Linked DNA regions of Mus musculus: all the other regions are linked to region 2. A link is a loop called in an ENCODE intact Hi-C map of the cell type or tissue named here. Cell type or tissue: left cerebral cortex. All regions are shown on one strand.

Evidence for each region. A loop is a pair of places that touch in the nucleus more often than their neighbours do. Peaks named below come from ENCODE experiments on the same cell type or tissue, not always from the same donor. Only the 100,000 strongest peaks of a DNase experiment are listed, where the experiment ranks them.
Region 1: a loop joins it to region 2, with 2.4 times the contacts of the local background. A loop is called at or near these places in 2 of 42 quality-filtered maps.
Region 3: it touches region 2 in a loop (2.5-fold over the local background); 4 of 42 quality-filtered maps call a loop at or near these places.

What each region holds. Positions count from the first base shown.
Region 1 is chr1:136,060,207-136,062,706 of GRCm38, reverse strand. The region is part of intron 2 of Cacna1s (calcium channel, voltage-dependent, L type, alpha 1S subunit); the gene reads right to left. Among named protein-coding and RNA genes, the nearest start is that of Cacna1s, 8.6 kb to the right of the region's middle. In left cerebral cortex, a CTCF peak has its summit at 1,069; DNase peaks (open chromatin) are centred at 692 and 1,088; H3K27ac peaks cover 884 bases.
Region 2 is chr1:136,115,238-136,117,737 of GRCm38, reverse strand. It overlaps Cacna1s (calcium channel, voltage-dependent, L type, alpha 1S subunit), which reads right to left. Exons shown (of 44, transcript NM_001081023.2): 39 at 2,462-2,500; 40 at 1,563-1,813; 41 at 46-131. Among named protein-coding and RNA genes, the nearest start is that of Gm15850, 15 kb to the left of the region's middle. In left cerebral cortex, a CTCF peak has its summit at 1,400 (motif pointing left); a DNase peak (open chromatin) is centred at 1,396.
Region 3 is chr1:136,050,455-136,052,954 of GRCm38, reverse strand. It overlaps Ascl5 (achaete-scute family bHLH transcription factor 5), which reads right to left and starts at 2,151. Exons shown (of 1, transcript NM_001270609.1): 1 at 1,585-2,151. The coding sequence starts at 2,151. The coding sequence ends at 1,585. Cacna1s (calcium channel, voltage-dependent, L type, alpha 1S subunit) reads right to left here and starts at 144. Exons shown (of 44, transcript NM_001081023.2): 1 at 1-144. The coding sequence starts at 54. In left cerebral cortex, a CTCF peak has its summit at 1,296 (motif pointing left); DNase peaks (open chromatin) are centred at 69, 1,282, 1,883 and 2,444; H3K4me3 peaks cover 898 bases; H3K27ac peaks cover 1,889 bases.

The sequences.
Region 1 (2,500 bases), 55 kb after region 2:
ACTAGGCTGTCTTGGGTGATAAAGAGAATAACAACAGAGCCTGTTAAGCAGCACTCACATGCCAGGACCTGTTCTAACCACACACACATACAAACACACATACATACACACATATGCACACATACAAACACACATACACACACACACATACACACCTACAAACACACATACATACACATACATACATATACACATACATACACACCTACAAACACATACACACACATACACACATACAAACACACATACACACATATACACCCACATACACACACATATGCACACACATACACACACATACACTTACACATTCACACATACACACACGAACACATACACACACATACACACACATACATATACACGCACATACACACACACTCACCCCACACATACATACACACACATACACACGCACACACATACACACACATACACACACACTCACCCCACACATACATACACACACATACACACGCACACACATACACACACACACACACACATACACACACACTCACCACACACACACATACATACACACACATGCACGCGTGCGTGCGCGCGCACACACACACACACCCCAGATCTTCAGTAATGGAAGTCCTACACAGTAAGCGCCCTCACACCCTGCTTATGAGTAAGCCAAAGCACAGAGGGCGATGTGCTGCTTTCTAGAATCACACAGCCAAGTGGCAGAACTGAAACATGTGCAGAGAGTATAAGTGGGGACCCCACAGTCTCAACCACCGTGCCGCGGTGGAGGGGGAGAGACATCCACATGCATTTGTTGGATCCTGCCCACAACTGTACATTGTCCCTGCTGGCCTGGGCACAGCATGACTTTGGCTGAGAGCTATCAGGGCTGGAAGAGCAGAGGAGGGAAGGAATGGGCTCATTGTATAATACCTACGTACTAGGCTTGTGTGAGGTCACTTCACAGAGACCTAACAGTTCTGAAAGGGGAGGTACCCGCCCCTGCTTACAGGAGGGGCAATGGAGACTGAGTTTAGGGGACGTGCTAACAAAGGTGCAGGCTTGTCTGACTTGAAAGCTCTTTGGCTTCCCCTGGCGTCCCCAGAAAGGCTGCAGAGTATAGCACATACCAGGGACTCGCCCAAGGCTTTATTGTTCAGTCCCATCTGCTGCACTGGTGGGAGGGAGACAGATTTGGCAGGGAACAGAGTGTCCAGAAAGGGACCTGAGCCCTTGCCGTGGAGAGAGGGTAAGCTCTGGGTGGGGCAAACACCATGAATCTGTTTTATTCTCATTGTTCCTTATTGGGAGCTCTCTTGCACCATCAGGAGCTTGCTGCTGAAGGTCCCTCTGTTCTTCAGAGTGGGTGACCCGGTCACTAGATCCCCAGATTGTTCTAGAACAACCTGGTTCTGACCCTCTGAAAGCCAGGCCAGAGCAGAGCCCTGACAAAGGCCCAGCCTCCCCAGATGGTGGAGCAGAGCGGGCCACTGGTTACAGGCCTCAGCAGGACATTCTGGGCCCTATAAAAAGACAAATACCCTGGCTGCCAGAGGCTTAGCCTCCAGCCTGCAGAGGACGCTGGGTGGCAACCTGAACCCCAGGAATGTGGCAGAGGCCTGGAGTGTCCTGTGATGGCTTAAGGTAGGCTGATCTGGAGTGGAGAAGGGACTAAACGGGTGGCAGTCTGGAGAGTAACTCACAGTGCCCATGTAGGAGGCAGTATCTCCTGTGACTGTTAGGAAAAACATCCAGAACTTAGAAGCAGAGCGCCAGGCCATTGTAATGTCAAGGTGGGACTTTACTAATTCTTAACATGTATTATTTTGTTAGTTAGTTAGTTATTGGAGGAGGGTGAGTGTGCCACTGTATGAGTGTAGAGGCCAGAGGATAACGTGTGGGAATTGATTCTCTCCTTTCACCATGTGGGTGGGTCCTGGCCATCTGACTTGGGGCAGCAGGCCTGGCAGCAAGCACCCCTACTCACTGAGCCATCTGGTCAGACCCACAATGGAATATTTTAGGAGTTATTTAACTGTCTAAGGCAGGGTCTCTCAATCTCAGCCTAACTGGCAATGGGGTCAGATGATTATGACTGTCCTGTACCATGCAAACATATATACCCGTACGTGCGTCTACTCCTCTACTCCATGGTTCTAGACATTGCAAATGTCCCTTGATGGCCTGGAACACTCGTTTTGTTCCTCCTTTGGAAACCACTGCCTTGAGGGACGTTCCTGTGTTTCATTCTCACTACTGGGTCCTGAGAGAAGGACTATGTAGAGACATAGCCCCCGAGGTTAGTTTTTTTGCCCATAGGCTGCGTATACGCCACTAGTCCTATTGTGTCCTTCATTAACCCTCCTCCTCTAGCTCCCTGTGAACCAGCCTCACCCTCCTGCTTATTCTCGTGAGAGGATTCATCGCTGACACATGCTCTTTCTCAATCAGTTAAGGCTCACTCTGTGAACATCATACTTTGACCTGAGATTGCTTTGAAAGAAGAGATTATAGAAAAAGCAAT
Region 2 (2,500 bases):
GCCTCTAGGAGAAGGCTCAGCTTCTTAGTCACAGAAAAGACTGACCTGAGGCCCTGCAGGGCTGACTGAGGGGTCCTTCTCTGGTAACAGGCATGTCCGCCTCTCCCAAGAACTCCCGTTCATAGCAGATGCTGAAATGGGAGCAGAGCAGGCTGAAACCCATCCACAGAGGTACCAGTGAACATCCAATCAGAGTGCAGGAGCCTTCACGCCAGGGCTGGTTCTGCTAGAGCTTGACTCTAGCTGTCCTTGCCTCTGAGGGAGCAAGCCAAACTCACGGCTGCTTCCACTCCTGCTCAATGCTTCCCCTACTCTTCTCACACTCTGCACGACCTCAAGCCCTCTTAGGGCCCTAGCTGTCAGTCCTGATGACACATGGGCTCACCTGGGAAGCTGTGGTGAGGACCATTGGCTGGGGAACCCACTCTAGACACGGGTAGTTTTGAAAGCTCCAGATATTGCTCATGTGCAACTGAAACCGAGAAGTGTTCTGGGCCTTTCCAGCCCGCGTCATTAGGAACACTTCTGTACTCTCGGTACACCTAACGGGTCCTAATTGGTCACCATTGTACCACGTGACACCCACCCACCCACAGCAGAGCCCAGGTCTGGTGCTTCTGTATTGCCACACTACCTAGCACCATGGTGACCCAAAGACATGGCTACCCTTCAAGCAATCTGGGCTGCATTCAAGAGGCCTCTTTGGACTGGAGTGAGGCGTTGGCAGTCCTGACTAGGGAAGTAGTTGTTCAGCTGGCTTCTGCCCTGTCTTCCCAATGAGACTGCTATTCAGTTGGCCCGTCCGGAGCAGAAGTCCCACTGGGAACCCAGCCCCTGAGTTATGATGGCTAAGTGGCTCTACAGCATCATATGCCACTTAAATCACAGCTGGGATTGACGTGATGGGAGTGTGGTGGTTGGAATGGGAGTGGCCATGTTGGAGTAGGTGTGGTCTTGGAGGAAGTGTGTCTCTGTGGGGGTGGGCTTGGAGACCCTCCTCCTAGCTGCCTTCTCCTGTTTGCCTTCGGAACCAGATGTAGAACCCTCAGTTCCTCCTCCAGCACCATGCCTGCCTGGATGCTGCCATGCTTCCTGCCATAATGATAATGGACTGAACCTCTGAACCTGTAAGCCAGCCCCAATTAAATGTTGTCCTTATAAGAGTTACCTTGGTCATGGTGTCTCTTCATAGCCATGGAAACCTAAGACAGAACTACCCAAATCTGACAACTGACCTTATCATTCACAGTTTCCTATAGTGTACGCTACTGCTGGAGGCCCTTTCTTAAACTGTACTATGTAACCAATACATTTCAGTGCCTTCCAACTGAGAAATCACAGAAAGGTTGGCTTAGGTTTGTGGCCGATGTTGGCAAGAGTCTGCCCCCTGCTGGCCAAAGACACCCCTTCAGGCCAGGTTTGCCCTCTTGTGCTAGGGGTGTAGAGTGGTCTCCAAGGACACATAGCTAACAAAGGACATTATACAAATTTCAGGATGCCTCCTTCCCTCTCAAACATATCTCAGAATTCATATTCCCGTGGCCAGCAGTTACCACTGTTACCTGGAAAACACTGGGTTGTTTCTATGGCTGCTGTTGCCATAGGCAACATTGGCATTGGCGTTGTTGGTATTGGCACGAGCAAGAGGGTGGGTGCCTGGGTTCTGAGGGAAGTCCTCCAAGAAGACTGGTGACTCCAGCTCTTCCATCTCTATTTCAGCAAATTGGAGGGGTCTTTGGTTGGCCATGACAGGGGGCAGAGAGTTGGTCCTTTCCAGGAAGTTGTCCACTTGACCAAACAGGCCTCCCGTCCTCTAGAGGCAAGGGGGAGAGTGAGAAGGCAATGACTGGATATGAGGAGTTCCCTGGGGTTGGGTGGTTGGCTGACAACCTGGGAAGAAAGTGTTAGGAACAAGCAACCTTTAAGGCCAGAAGATAATGCCCTGAAAGACAATACTAGAATACAGTTCACCCTCAGCAAGGTCTAACTTTGATGAACAGACAGGAACCATACAGGTAACGCACACATGGGAACATGGCACACTGAATTGGGAGTCTGCAGAACTCTGTTCTAGCTCCCCCCTAGTTGATTGATATGGGACATTGCATGTCTTCTATTTGGGCCACCATTTCACAAAATCCAATAGAGTTTAATAGGGTGTCCATGAAGAATCGTCAAGATCCCATGGCTTATAACTCTCCACAGAACTAAATATCAGGGGTAGCCTGAATGGAAATGAAATTACCCTTGGGCAATGAAAATAGATATGGGGAATGTAGGAAACGACCGTGTATCATATTTAGTGCATTGGGGCCATAGATTCTGAGTCCCAAAAGATATGGGTGGCAAGGTGTAACTTTAGCTCCCAAATCCATCTTCTGTACATCCTGGCTTCTAGCCTTTCTCTCTCTTGCTCCCTGCTGTGCCTGGTCCCTTAGAAGTGGCCATGGCCTTCACTCACCCGGAATATCCCCTCCTCCATGGCAGCCTCTACCATGGC
Region 3 (2,500 bases), 65 kb after region 2:
TTTCTTCGGCTGCTTCTTCCTCAGGCCCTCGTCCTGGGGTGAGGGCGGCTCCATGGCTTTCCCTGACACCCCTCTCTTCCCCCAGCCCACTGCCCTCTCCTCCCTGTGTCCCCAGTGCCCCCACCTTGGGGACTGGACCTGACTGAGCCTATCCTGCTGAGGCAGGCAGACGGGTCGGGCGTGGGGGCGGGAGGATTACTCTCTCTGCTCCCAGCGAGTAAAATTAGCCCCTGCTGCCCAGCCCAGGCTCCTGCGGCCAGGCAGCTGTCATTCCTTCCAGTCCAGCCGGTGACATCCCCATCTGCCCCCGAGGAGGCAAGGGCTGGGTGTAAAGGGGTGACTTATTATATCCAGGCTTGAGACGGGGTAGGGGCAGTGGGAGACAGGAAGGCTTCACAGCTGGGGCAATGAGGGTCAGGGAGAGGAACCCGTGGAGTAGAGCCACAAACTCCAAACAGGTTCCTTAGATGGAGATTAAGTTTCTCCCCACCCCAACTCCGTGGCTCTGTCCAGAGAATGTGTTGGGTGGTGGCCTAGCTCAGCATAGCTCCACTCACACCAGTCTCAGTGTCTGTCAGGATCTGCCCAGGACCCTCTCACACTTGCCGCCCCCAATGCCTTCTTCTGGCAAATATGGAGCCCCTCTCCTACCAGAGGGAAAGGCTCCAGGCAACCTTGAATGTGCACTGCTCTCACAGGGCCCCTGGTCCTCCAATCCCTCACTAGACAATGTCTGTGTGCTTTCTCCCTAGAACCCTGGCCTCTCCCATATTCAGTCTCAGCATACACACTAATCTCTCTGGAAATGTTAGGTGACTGCACCAGCTAGCAAACATTGCAAGGTGGAGGGTGGGCATAGACAATAATTCAGGAATCACAAAATTCAACAATCCCTTTTTATTTAGTCCTTGATGTAAACACAATGTCAGTGGACCCTAGAAGCTTACAAGTCTTGGGGTGGGGGAGGCGTTAAGTCCAGAAGAGACTGAAGGGTGGGAGAGGGGAGGTGATCACTCGCTGTCAAGGAAGCCAATGGGCACCAGCGACCTCTCCCTCCCTCTCTCTCTCTCTCTCTCTCTCTCTCTCTCTCTCTCTCTCTCTCTCTCTCTCTCTCTCACACACACACACACACACACACACACACACACACACACACACACTTCCCCTAAGTCTGTCAGCTCCAGGGTGCTGAATGCAAGCAGCTGCCTGTCTTCACTTCCCTCGTCCCTCCCTCAGAATTCCTGCTCTTTAGAGGCCATCAAGCTCCTCGCTAGTATTTGAGGCCATCTTGTGGAAGGTTCAGGCATAACAGAAAGTGTGGCTGACTTCCAGGGGACTTGGTGTGGTGGACAGCAGAGCTTCGCTGAGGCTGGTCCAGGAGCTGTCCAGGGCTCTGCTCCTCACCGCAGACATCAGCTCCTGGGATCCGTATCTCGCCATCTCTACCCCAGGCCCTCACATCTGGCTCAAGTGGGTGGAGGTGGGATCACAGACCTCGAACACCACTGTTCTTTGTCCCGCACAGATGACCCAGAAGCCCCCAAAGCTGTTCCCTAGAGGGGCAAGTCCAGGCCTCTGGCCAGATCAAAGGCTGGGTTCCTCCGACTCCAAAAAAGGCGACGAGGAAAAGGGGGATCCACTGGACTCGGCCACCAAGGAAGAGGGCTGCGGCACGTTGCTGTGGCCCGTGTGGGCGGGCGGCGGGGAGGTGGCGGGAGGTGGCGCGCCGTCGGGGGTGGCGCTCAACAGCTCCTGCAGGTACTTGATGTAGCGGATGGCGGCGCGCAGTGTCTCCACCTTGCTGAGCCGCTTCTCAGTCAGGGCGCCGGGGAGGTGGCCGCGGAGGCGCGCGTAGCCCTCATTCACGCACTTGACGCGCTGCCGCTCTCGCTCGTTGCGCTTCTGGATGAAGGCAGGCTCGAACGGGTAGTCGTAAACCCCGAAGGCGCCGGGAAAGGGCACGTAGGGGAACACCCCAGTGTAGGCGTCGTAGTAAGGCGGCTCGGAGTGGCCGGGGTACAATAGAAAGGGTACGTTGCTCAAGGGTTCGGTGGCTGCCAGCGGCGTCTGTCCAGCAGGGGCCACGACACCTAGCTGCATGCCCCCCGGGGGCCCACGGTCCACCAGAGCTCGGCAGAAGTTACTGTTCATTGTGCCTCGTGGAGCTGGACCCAGAGTGAGGCCCTCTGAAAGGCCTCTGCACGGGCTCTGTGTGGTCCTGACAAAGGGGACAAGTCACATTGCTAGCACTCTGGGGTGCTGCGAGTTGCTAAGGCTTCATTTTGCCTTTTTGGGTTGGCTTGGACTCCTTAATGTGAGTCATAGCTCTGGACAAGTGCAGCAGCTAGCAGAGGCACAGCAGGTATCTGCTGTGGTCGCGCCTGCGGTGACATGTGTTGAGCAATCTGAGCACTTTCTCCCTCTTCCCTGCCTGGTCCTCCTGGACTGAGAGTCTTGCCTCTTCCTGCAGTCCAAGGCCGCCAGCACTGCCCCTGGCTCT